Regions from separate parts of the Homo sapiens genome. Here region 2 is linked to region 1. The links are chromatin loops, found by intact Hi-C in ENCODE. Cell type or tissue: CD4-positive, alpha-beta T cell. All regions are shown on one strand.

Evidence for each region. Peaks named below come from ENCODE experiments on the same cell type or tissue, not always from the same donor. Only the 100,000 strongest peaks of a DNase experiment are listed, where the experiment ranks them.
Region 2: a loop joins it to region 1, with 4 times the contacts of the local background. A loop is called at or near these places in 5 of 110 quality-filtered maps.

What each region holds. Positions count from the first base shown.
Region 1 is chr14:32,201,480-32,206,479 of GRCh38, reverse strand. It overlaps RNU6-7 (RNA, U6 small nuclear 7), which reads right to left and starts at 4,435; the gene lies at 4,329-4,435. It overlaps RNU6-8 (RNA, U6 small nuclear 8), which reads left to right and starts at 3,211; the gene lies at 3,211-3,317. RefSeq lists enhancers at 21-180, 2,496-3,040, 3,041-3,586, 4,684-4,743, 4,824-4,883 and a silencer at 3,227-3,406. In CD4-positive, alpha-beta T cell, no CTCF peak of the experiment used is centred here; DNase peaks (open chromatin) are centred at 2,359, 2,929, 3,829, 4,699 and 1 weaker place; H3K4me3 peaks cover 3,102 bases; H3K27ac peaks cover 2,748 bases.
Region 2 is chr14:30,619,633-30,624,632 of GRCh38, reverse strand. G2E3 (G2/M-phase specific E3 ubiquitin protein ligase) reads right to left here. Exons shown (of 15, transcript NM_017769.5): 15 at 4,569-5,000. SCFD1 (sec1 family domain containing 1) reads right to left here and starts at 2,314. Exons shown (of 25, transcript NM_016106.4): 1 at 2,234-2,314. The coding sequence starts at 2,294. RefSeq lists enhancers at 2,032-2,711, 1,781-2,980. In CD4-positive, alpha-beta T cell, no CTCF peak of the experiment used is centred here; DNase peaks (open chromatin) are centred at 2,362, 2,972 and 4,242; H3K4me3 peaks cover 2,307 bases; H3K27ac peaks cover 1,233 bases.

The DNA of each region.
Region 1 (5,000 bases):
CAGTGGTGTGCACCTGTAAACCCAGCTACTTGAGAGGCTGAGGCAGAAGGATCATTTGAACCCAGGAGTTCCAGATCAGCCTAAGCAACATAGTGAAGACCCTGTCTAAAAACAACAATAACAAAGTCAGAATCTCCAGGGGAGGACTCAGTCACTCGTATTTTTAAAAGCTCTTGTGATTGCGACCTGCAGCCCAGGTTGATAACCTTTGTTTCCCACCTGGAGTTCACCAATTTCACACCAGGTGACGCCGGTCATTGATGCTGTGGTTCTAAATGACTCATCTGTTCCTTGCTAAAGAGGATGTGAGGATTTAGGATGAGTTTCTTCTTCTTTTTAATTAGAGCAAAATTCCTGAAGAGGAAATGACCTGTGGTTTTTGACTTTCAATTGTGTCACATCACCAAATGTGCCCTTTCTGTGAGTAAAAAGAACAAGGTCAGCTTTCCACTTAGTGTGTGCTGTCTTGTTCTGCAGTCAAATGAGCAGAACTCAGAAATATAATTGTAAAATGGCAGGCTTGAGGTCTTTATCTTTTTCTTTGCAGTTTACTGCAAATAGTATGACCTAGTAATACTACAAATGGTGCAGTGAAAACAGCAATGAATTCGGCATCAGAAGATGGTAGGACCAGTGGCCAATCTTGCCCAGGGAGGTCACTACACTTATATCAGCCTCAGTTTCCTCTTCCAAAAAATAAGATACATCTCTTTGGATCTAAAATGTCATTGATTGCGAAATGCACCATAGTTTTACATGTCACAAAGGAAAGGCAGTTGTTTTATTTCAGTTAATGTAAATCGTTAAAATTATTATGTTTATTGATGAGTTCAAATGTTCCAGAATATAAAAATAAAACATTTGTCTCACTGAAAAAATCCTTTAAATAAATTTCTTAAAGCCAATTTGTTAATAATTCCTATTAAGTAAGACTCATCGTGAGGGTGGTGGGGGGAGTGCGGTGGCTCACGCCTGTAATCCCAGCACTTTGGGAAGCTGAGGCAGGTGGATCACCTGAGGTCAGGAGTTTGAGACCAGCCTGGCCAACACGGCGAAACCCCGTCTCTACTAAAAATACATAGCCGGGGCGTGGTGGCGCACGCCTGTAGTCCCAGCTAATTGGGAAGCCGAGGCAGGAGAATCACTTGAACCTGGGAGGCGGAGGTTGAAGTGAGCCGAGATCGCACCACTGCACTCCAGCCTGGTTGCCAGAGTGAGACTCCGTCTCAAAAAAAAAAAGACTCATCGTTCTCAAATGAGTCAAATCATACAAAATATTATTTAATTAAATAGCCACCTACCTCATAACTTTCCTATAAGGATGTGATAAAGAACACTATTTCCTCCTAAAAAAAAACGTGATTGGAAATTCATATATGCTTAACCACGGGTACTAACACTAGAGTTGTTTTTGTCAAAATGCAAATACGGCATCTTAAATATTTTTGAGTTTAGCAGAAGCCAATAATGTTTTAATGTTGCAAGTGTGCAGTGTGAAGACATGCTAAACTCACAAATGTTTAAGATCTCATATTTGCATTTGGCAAAAACAACTTTAATCTAGCCTAATAAAAGTAATTTGTTAGAACGAGTAACCAAACAACTATGGAAAGCACCTGCTCATGGGATCAAATGATCCAGAGACTCAAATGACATCAACACTCTTTCCTAATTTCTTTCCCTGATCCTATTATTCTCTCAATTCTCTTCCATGGGATACAGAACTTGGCCACCACAGGCCAGGGGTTAAATCCTTATAACTCACAAGTAAACTTATAACTCACAAACTCACAATGTTTGTTTATAAACATTGGTTAATGGGTACAAAGATACAATTAAAGAAGAGGGAAAAAATTCTGATGCTCTATTGCACGGTAGGGTGAAAATGGTTAACAGTAAAATTTTGTATACCACAAAATAGAAGAGAGGCTACTGAATGTTCTCACCACAGAGAAAGGATAAATGCATGAGGTGGTGGATACACTACCTTGATTGGATCGTTATACAACATAGATATGTATCGAAACATCAAATTGCACCCCATAAATATGTACAATTACAACGTGTCCTCAAAACAAAACAAAAAGCAAGCAAACCACCAGACCAGACCTTCTACTTGGCTTGTTCATGGGTGTATCCTAAAATCATTAAAGGAAAGATTTCTGGGAGACTTTATAGTGTGAGGGGTCAGACGGCTGACCGCACCTGCACCCACAGGTCAGGGGTAGGCATCACTCACACGGGGACAGCCAGCGGATACACTACTCTTGCTGAGGTGCAGTAAGCACACACCCTACCACTGTGTTTGAAGCCGTGCGGGCGTCAAAACAAAACACAACACAACCAGAATCTAATGAGTCCATTACCCCTAACCATAAATTTTCAAGAAACATGGAGGCTAGAGAAACAAGTTAAACGACACCATCAGTAAGTAATGGGCCAAATCCCAAGATCTGCGACAATCCACAGGGCAAATATCCCTCAGTATACGAATGACGTGAAGAAAAACGAGGCGAGGGCAATTAGAGGACAATAGACACCCAGGGTCGTAGCAACCGAATACAACCTGGGACCTTGTTTGGATCTCTATGACAATTCGACTGTAATAAGGAATTTCTGAAATAAGGAAATTTGAAAGTAGACTGAATATTAGGTGCCATGAAGGAATTACCTTAACTTTTCTAGGTGTGATAATGGTCGGTTAATTACTTTTTTAAAAAAAATTACTCATCAGAGGAAGTTAATGGTGAAACGACCTGTTCTAAAGGTGCGCGCCGACCCCGGGCCGGCCCTCTCGGTGCCGCAGCAGCCTCGTTATCGGGGCGTCTCCAGCTCGCCTGGGCGCTGGACCCCGCCGCGCGCTCAGAGGCGGCCGCAGCATTGGCAGCTCCCGGCATGCTCCGCGGGCTGAGCTCCGCGGCACGAGAACTCAAAGCCCCCGGCCTGGGTCCTACGCGGGGCCCTTTACCCAGGGTGCCCCGGGCGCTCATTTGCATGTCCCACCCAACAGGTAAACCTGACAGGTCATCGCGGCCAGGTACGACCTGGCGGTCAGAGCACCAAACATACGAGCCTTGTGATGAGTTCCGTTGCATGAAATTCTCCCAAAGGCTCCAAGATGGACAGGAAAGGGCGCGGTTCGGTCACCGTAAGTAGAATAGGTGAAAGACTCCCGTGCCTTATAAGGCCTGTGGGTGACTTCTTCTCAACGTGCTCGCTTCGGCAGCACATATACTAAAATTGGAACGATACAGAGAAGATTAGCATGGCCCCTGCGCAAGGATGACACGCAAATTCGTGAAGCGTTCCATATTTTGCGCAGTCTGTCAAGATCATTTCAGTATCTGCTAATTAGTACTAAGGAAACAGTGTGAATCTAAGCGAAAACGTGTGGCACCCAATGACGAAACAGTGGTTTTCATTACAAAAAATTTGTGAAATCTATGAAGTGGGAACGAAGCAGAGTCACCCGAGGAATGTTGTGTGCGAATAGATCGTTAATACGCATTTTGGAAATGGAAAAAGGTCACCTTGTGCCTTCTTCATTGAACTTTTCATTCTGAAATAGACTTACGGTCTTGTCTCACCAAACAACACAAACTCCAGAGCCCCAGCTTGTTTGGCTTTTGTTCAGTAGAAGACCAACTGGCATATGAATTGTTCAATAAATCCTTACTAAATCTTTCCTAACCTAATAAATCTCTACTAAAGGAAGGAAACATTAGCGCTCATTTCTTGCGCCTACTTTGTGCCATTCTCCATCATCTTAGACCTGAGTGCTTACACCCTTTCTCTTAGACTGCGAGCTGCACAAAGGAAAGGAATGTTACTAAGGGCTGGTATTATTGGAAATCAATGTTGGCCTTTGCCTATAGATTCAAGAGCTCCAGGACCCATGTGAATACTGGCCACAAGTAGCAAGCCCATCTGGATCTGTTTTCACGAGTCTTCTGTTTTCATGTATCCTCTAAGAAGTACTTAGAAAGGGCCGATTTACATAAATCGGACAGATTCTGTGATGGGAAATTTGATTAGGAGGAATGTTCATTGCCCAGCCTGAAAGCATATTTTAATCAATGAAAACAAGTATTTGGACGCAGATACGAGGATCACCTAGGTAACTTAATAGTAACGTAACTAGGCGCCTCGAAGATGGAGGCTGTCGAGGAAGTGTGCCCACTGTGCGACAGGACTGGTGGGAGGCCCGGACAGCATCGTAGGTGTCTACTGGGCCAAGCTCGCGAGCAGGAAAATGCAGGCCCCGAGAGATCTTGAACAACCTCTAGGAACACCACCGTATCTTGCCCAACGACCTTCGTTGAACCGCGCAAAATATGGAACGCTTCACGAATTTGCGTGTCATCCTTGCGCAGGGGCCATGCTAATCTTCTCTGTATCGTTCCAATTTTAGTATATGTGCTGCCGAAGCGAGCACGCAAATAAGTCCGTCCCCAGGTCTTATAAGGCACGGGAGTTTCTCATTTGTTTTCCTTACGGTAACCTAATCGAGCGCTTTCCTGTCCATCTTGGAGCCTTTAGGAGAATTTCATGTAACGGAACTCATCACAAGGCTCGTAAGATTGGTGCTCTGACCGCCAGGCCGTATCTGGCCGCGACCGATCTGTCAGGTTTACCTGTTGGGTGGGACATGCAAATGAGCGCCCGGGGCACCCTGGGTAAGGGACCCCGCGTGGGACCCAGGCCCCGGGGCTTTGATTTCTCGTGCCGCGGACTTCAGTCCGCAGAGCATGCCGGGAGTCTGGCAGTCCGTGCGGCAGCAGTGGAGCGCAGAGGACAGGGCCGGCCTGGAGCGCTTGGCGTCTCCCCGAAGTCTCTCTGAGAGCTGGGGAGGCGGTTGGCCCGCTAGGTCACTAGGTCGGGCAGGGGTCTTCCCCCAAACATGGAAGTTTTCACCGATATTTCGCCGGTGACATTGGGGCCTTGTGCCAACAGACTTTGCTGAAGTGAACCCAAAGTTCAACCCTCCGGGAGAGTCCTTG
Region 2 (5,000 bases), 1.6 Mb after region 1:
CAAAGAGACCAAATAGGTTACTGCAGAAATTCATGGTGGACAGGACCTCGGAATAGCAATGACAACAGTCAGATCCTGGATGTATTTTCAGAGTAGAACTGACAAGATTTACTGAAAGATCTTACATGAGACATGAAAGAGACAAGTCAAGAAAACTTCAAGGTTTTTGACCTGAACAACTAAAAGGACGGAACTGCCATTAACTGATATGGAGTAGACTGAGTTCAGATGGGACGGCCAGACTAGGGATATAAACCTGGGAATCATCAACATACAGATAATACTGAAAGCTAAGGCGCTAGATGAGAACACTAATGGGACCCTGCAATGTTGAGAAGCTGGGAAGATGTGCAAGAACCTGTAACGAAGACGCATTCAATGAAGAACAACAGTAACACGGAGCAGGAGGCAACTGATTCTACCTATTGAACTGAAGGTATGGATAGAGGGGACAGTGAACCAGGAAGAAAGGAGATGGCTTGTGGGATGACCTTCAAAAGATCAATAAAGATTTTTCAGGAGACCAATAAAGATTTTTCAGGCAGGCAAAGCAAGAAACAGGCACGTTAGTTTACCTCTATCTTACTTTCCTCACCTGTAAAATGGAGATAATACATAATCACCTAATGCAATGCCTAACAATAGTAAATGCTCAATAAATGCCAACTATTATCTCATCCACCCAAATATTCTAGTATCTAGAATATTTAAGGACTGTGAGTTATCTCCCAAAACATTCTCCATAGGCATGAGGGAAATAGCTAATTCTGCATTATAATATATATACAAGGATTTACCTTCCTCTGAAAATAAGGCAGAATTCAATGACAGTAAAAATTTGATAAAAAATAGATCTAGCACTACCTAGTAATTCTGTAAAATCTTACTATGTTTATTTCTGCAGAAATACAAACGATTAGATTTTAATGATCTACAAAATTTCTGCATACAAGTTTACGGCCACGCAAATTTATTTTTCAAAAAGCTCTCTTGTATTGGTACAGTTTTACTGACACGTTATTTTAATATGTAGTATAGTCATCAGAAACACAGTATTAAAACAAATGGAGCTTCCATTTGTTTAAACATATACAACGAATGGCAGGTATGCCCCAAATCTTATTTGAACTTCCCTATATTTAGTTATGCCTGACTTCACCTGATAGGTTATACTAAATTATTTACTGGGAAAAGCAGAACGCAACTCAGTATCTTTTGTGTGTCATTACTAAATTGAAGTCTATCACTTTTTCTTTAAATGCCAAAGGAAGGAATCAAGTACAGCCCAAATCCCTTCTGTAGGTCATATGAATTATAAATTTATTTTCCTATTCATATTTATATCCAACAGAGCATAATTTCAGGAAACAGAATTCCAAGTATGCACATTCTTGATGCCTTATTTCTATTAGCTCCTCAGAATAAATTGCTTGAAAACTTTTAAGACAACTAGTTAACAAGTATAAACCTTTAGTTTGTAGCTAACAGGTATAAACCAAGTTGTCATGAGAAGTTTTCAAGTAAGGCAAAACTAATTTCTAAGACGGAAAAAAACCCAAAACTCAAGAGAAGAATATGTGCCTTTTTACATTTCTCTGCATAAATAGAAGCTATATAAACATGCTCTATTGAAGATAAAATATTATTTTAAAACAATGTGTCAAACAATTAAAATGAGAAAGCTATTAATTCATTTGTTTTGCCATTCTTCAATGCCTTCCAGCAAGCTGAAGGAGAAAATGTTTATCACCAGGCATTTTTCTGCAGGTACCCCCAAAAGACTGGTCCGAAGTAGAGAAGTGGCGCAAAGCAAGCCGCTGTGAAAATACCTAAATTCTCTGAGTGTCAGAAAATGGGAGTTCTCTTAAAAATCAAAACCAGGAGAACTGAACCACGCACAGAAACTCGGAGACCTCATAGGTGGCAACATAGATAAGAAGCTATCAGCTGCTAGATCTTGTTGTGATGGCCTTCTGATGCCCACTAGGAAGGAGACAAGAGCAGGGCCGTAGCAATCCGCCCACCGCTGAAGCTCCTTCTCCTGCACCACAGGAGGAACCGAGTCCTCAAGCTAATGGCAACTTCTCCCCAAAAACTCAAAGGGGAGGGGCTCTTGATGTTCTAGGGACTGGATTAAACTCCTGGAGATCGGTCTCTGAGCTGCACGCACCAGAGGAGAAGGATGTCGTCGGGGCAGTCACGAAGCTTCAAGGAGAAGAGAATAAGTCAGTACCTGTCTGCCTTTCCCGAATACTGGCTGCTGCTGCTGCTGTCGCTGCCGCCGCCGCCGCCATCTTGGCTCCCACGAGCCACTGCCCGGCTGGGGAGCGGAGCGGGGGGATGACGTGGCTGCCCTTACCGCCCCGGAAGCAAAGCCCGGAAGGGCGGGGCCAAAGGGTGTGCCTGAGTTCCGGACCCCACCTCCTCCAGGAAGACCTCCACTCTCGGTAGAACTGGGAGACCCGGTGCAGGTTAATTCAGTGGCCCGTAATGTTAGGCGAATACTAAGAGTTTTTATCCTACCGAATCAAGCCACACTCTCTCAAATGGTAGCAACATTAAATTGAGCTGTTAGGGTAGGAGCGTGTAGTGCTAAGAACCTAATTACTGAACTGTTGGTTTGGTGACTTACAGAGCACTTAAAGGGTGATAATGCTCTAGGAGTATAAGGACCACAGGACTGAAGTAAATGAAGCTCCTGAAACACAGGCAACATTTTAACGTTAGCTCTCGTTTCTCAGTGCAGCAGGAGTCTTCCCTTTGCTCCTTTCTCCAGAGAAACGGAAAGCATTGGAGCATTACTCTGATCTGGCATATTTCTCAGTCGCATCTCTTTAAAAAAAAAGGTGTAGCTTTATGGTGGCGTTCTGCCGGCATGGACACGGGATCCAGGGAGGTACAAAATGAGAAATTAGCATTTCTCCTCTTTCCTTGTAGTAATTGCAAAATCACCTTGCCGTGGGAAGGAAGTCAAGCAGTAGTGGGGTGTGTTGCCTAGGCTGGAGCGCGCAATCAGGGATCACTGCAGCCTCAAATTCTGACGGTCAAACGATCCTCCTGCTTCAGTCTCCCAAGTAGCTAGGGACTACAGGGGCACACCATCAGGCCAGGCTGATGTGCTGGTTTTTGTTGTTGTTTTGTTTTTGAGATAGTATCTCACTGTCTGTCGCTCAGGCTGGAGTGCAGTGGCAGAATCTCGGCTCACTGTAGTCTCGACCTCCCGGACTCAAGCGATCCTCCCAAACTATCCTTCCACCTCAGACTGCCCACTAGTTGGGACTATAGGCAGGGGTCACCACGCCCGGCTAAATTTTTTTTTTTTTTTTTTGTAGAGACGGGGATTCACCATGTTGGCCAGGCTGGTCTTGTGCTGGCGGTTTAATGTACACTTGAAGCCACGTGACCGCAAAATATATGGGATAGATGATTTCTAACTTAATCCATAGATTTTACTGTATGACCAAAATGGATACACAATGACACCTCATTTCCCGAGTTCATTGATGACGCTTCATTATGAAGTTGCACCAAATTCTGAAATGAAATCACTCTGTACCTCAAAAGCTTAACTTTCACAATTATATAAATGAAATGGTTAGCCTAACGATTATATATTGTTTTATAGTGTGAAACACTGGCTTTTTTCATTAATAAAAATTTATTTTTGTGACATTTAAAACAGGTTATCTTATTACATAATCTCTGCCGGGTGCGGTGGCTCACGCCTGTAATCCCAGCACTTTGGGAGGTAGAGGTGGGCAGATCACCTGACGTCAGTAGTTCGAGACCAGCCTGGCCAACATGGTGAAACCCGGTCTCTACTAAAAATACAAAATTAGCCGGGTGTGGTGGTGGGCGCCTTTAATCCCAGCTACTGGGGAGGCTGAGGCAGGAAGAACTGCTTGAACCTGGGAGGCGGAGGATGCAGTGAGCAGAGATCGCGCCACTGCACTCCAGCCTGGGTGACTGAGTGAGATTCTGTCTCAAAAAAGAAAAAAAAATTATGTAATCTCATTTTTATAGCTAATTGGCACATTCATTAAGAAATTAACTGGAATACATGTGTGTCTTCAGTACTATTACTAATATTTTGAAGGAATCTTCAATGATCTAGGTGTGTTCCAACTAAACAAATTATTTCTGCCCTATGGGAAAGTTCTACTGCATTCTACAGTCTCTATGAAATATAAAATGTCTGAGAGCCCAATTTTGCTCATTTGGGTACTTCCACTTTCAAATGCAAATCCATCATTGAGCCACTTCAGTTCCATCACAGATTCTCTCCCAAGACTATGAGTCATGTTAAAACCACGAAGACAATTTTAAAATTGATGTACACTGCATATATATGAAATGATAAAAACTCCTGACCAAGTGCACAGAATGTGGGCAATAAATTTATAGAAAAATACACCTCACAGAAGAACAGCAACCATAGACAAATAGCCCTTGTAAGGCTGAGACTGAATAAGGTATTTGTTTTATTAGAATCAGAAAGACTGAAAATAATCTATGGCTACAGATTGTTCATTAACCTAATTTACTATAGCCATTTATCTGAGTCCAGATTTTTGGCTTAAATAATTTATTCTGGTAAGCTATTTTACATTAGAGGATACATAGTTTTAACACAGATTCCCTCATTTCTATAGGTTCCTGGGTGTCAGACACTAACTGCTTGCTTATAGGATCTCTCAAATGTGGAGAGTAAAGGAATCTTGTATCTTTCAGTTTCGTCAGAATCTTAATCTTATTAAATCCCAAAAAATTACTTAGTTTAAATAGGCAGTTTACCTTTAGTGGCATAAACACATTTATTTATTTATAAAACATTGTTATAAATGTCACGCTTTTTGGTTAATCTGGCAGTCTTTAAAAGGGGGGGAAATAGGCTGACATATAAACGATCACCTAGCATAATACCTGGCATAGTGTAGGTACTGGGATATGTTTATGAATTAGAAGAGATAATGGTCAAAATCAGAACTTGAAAACTGAGT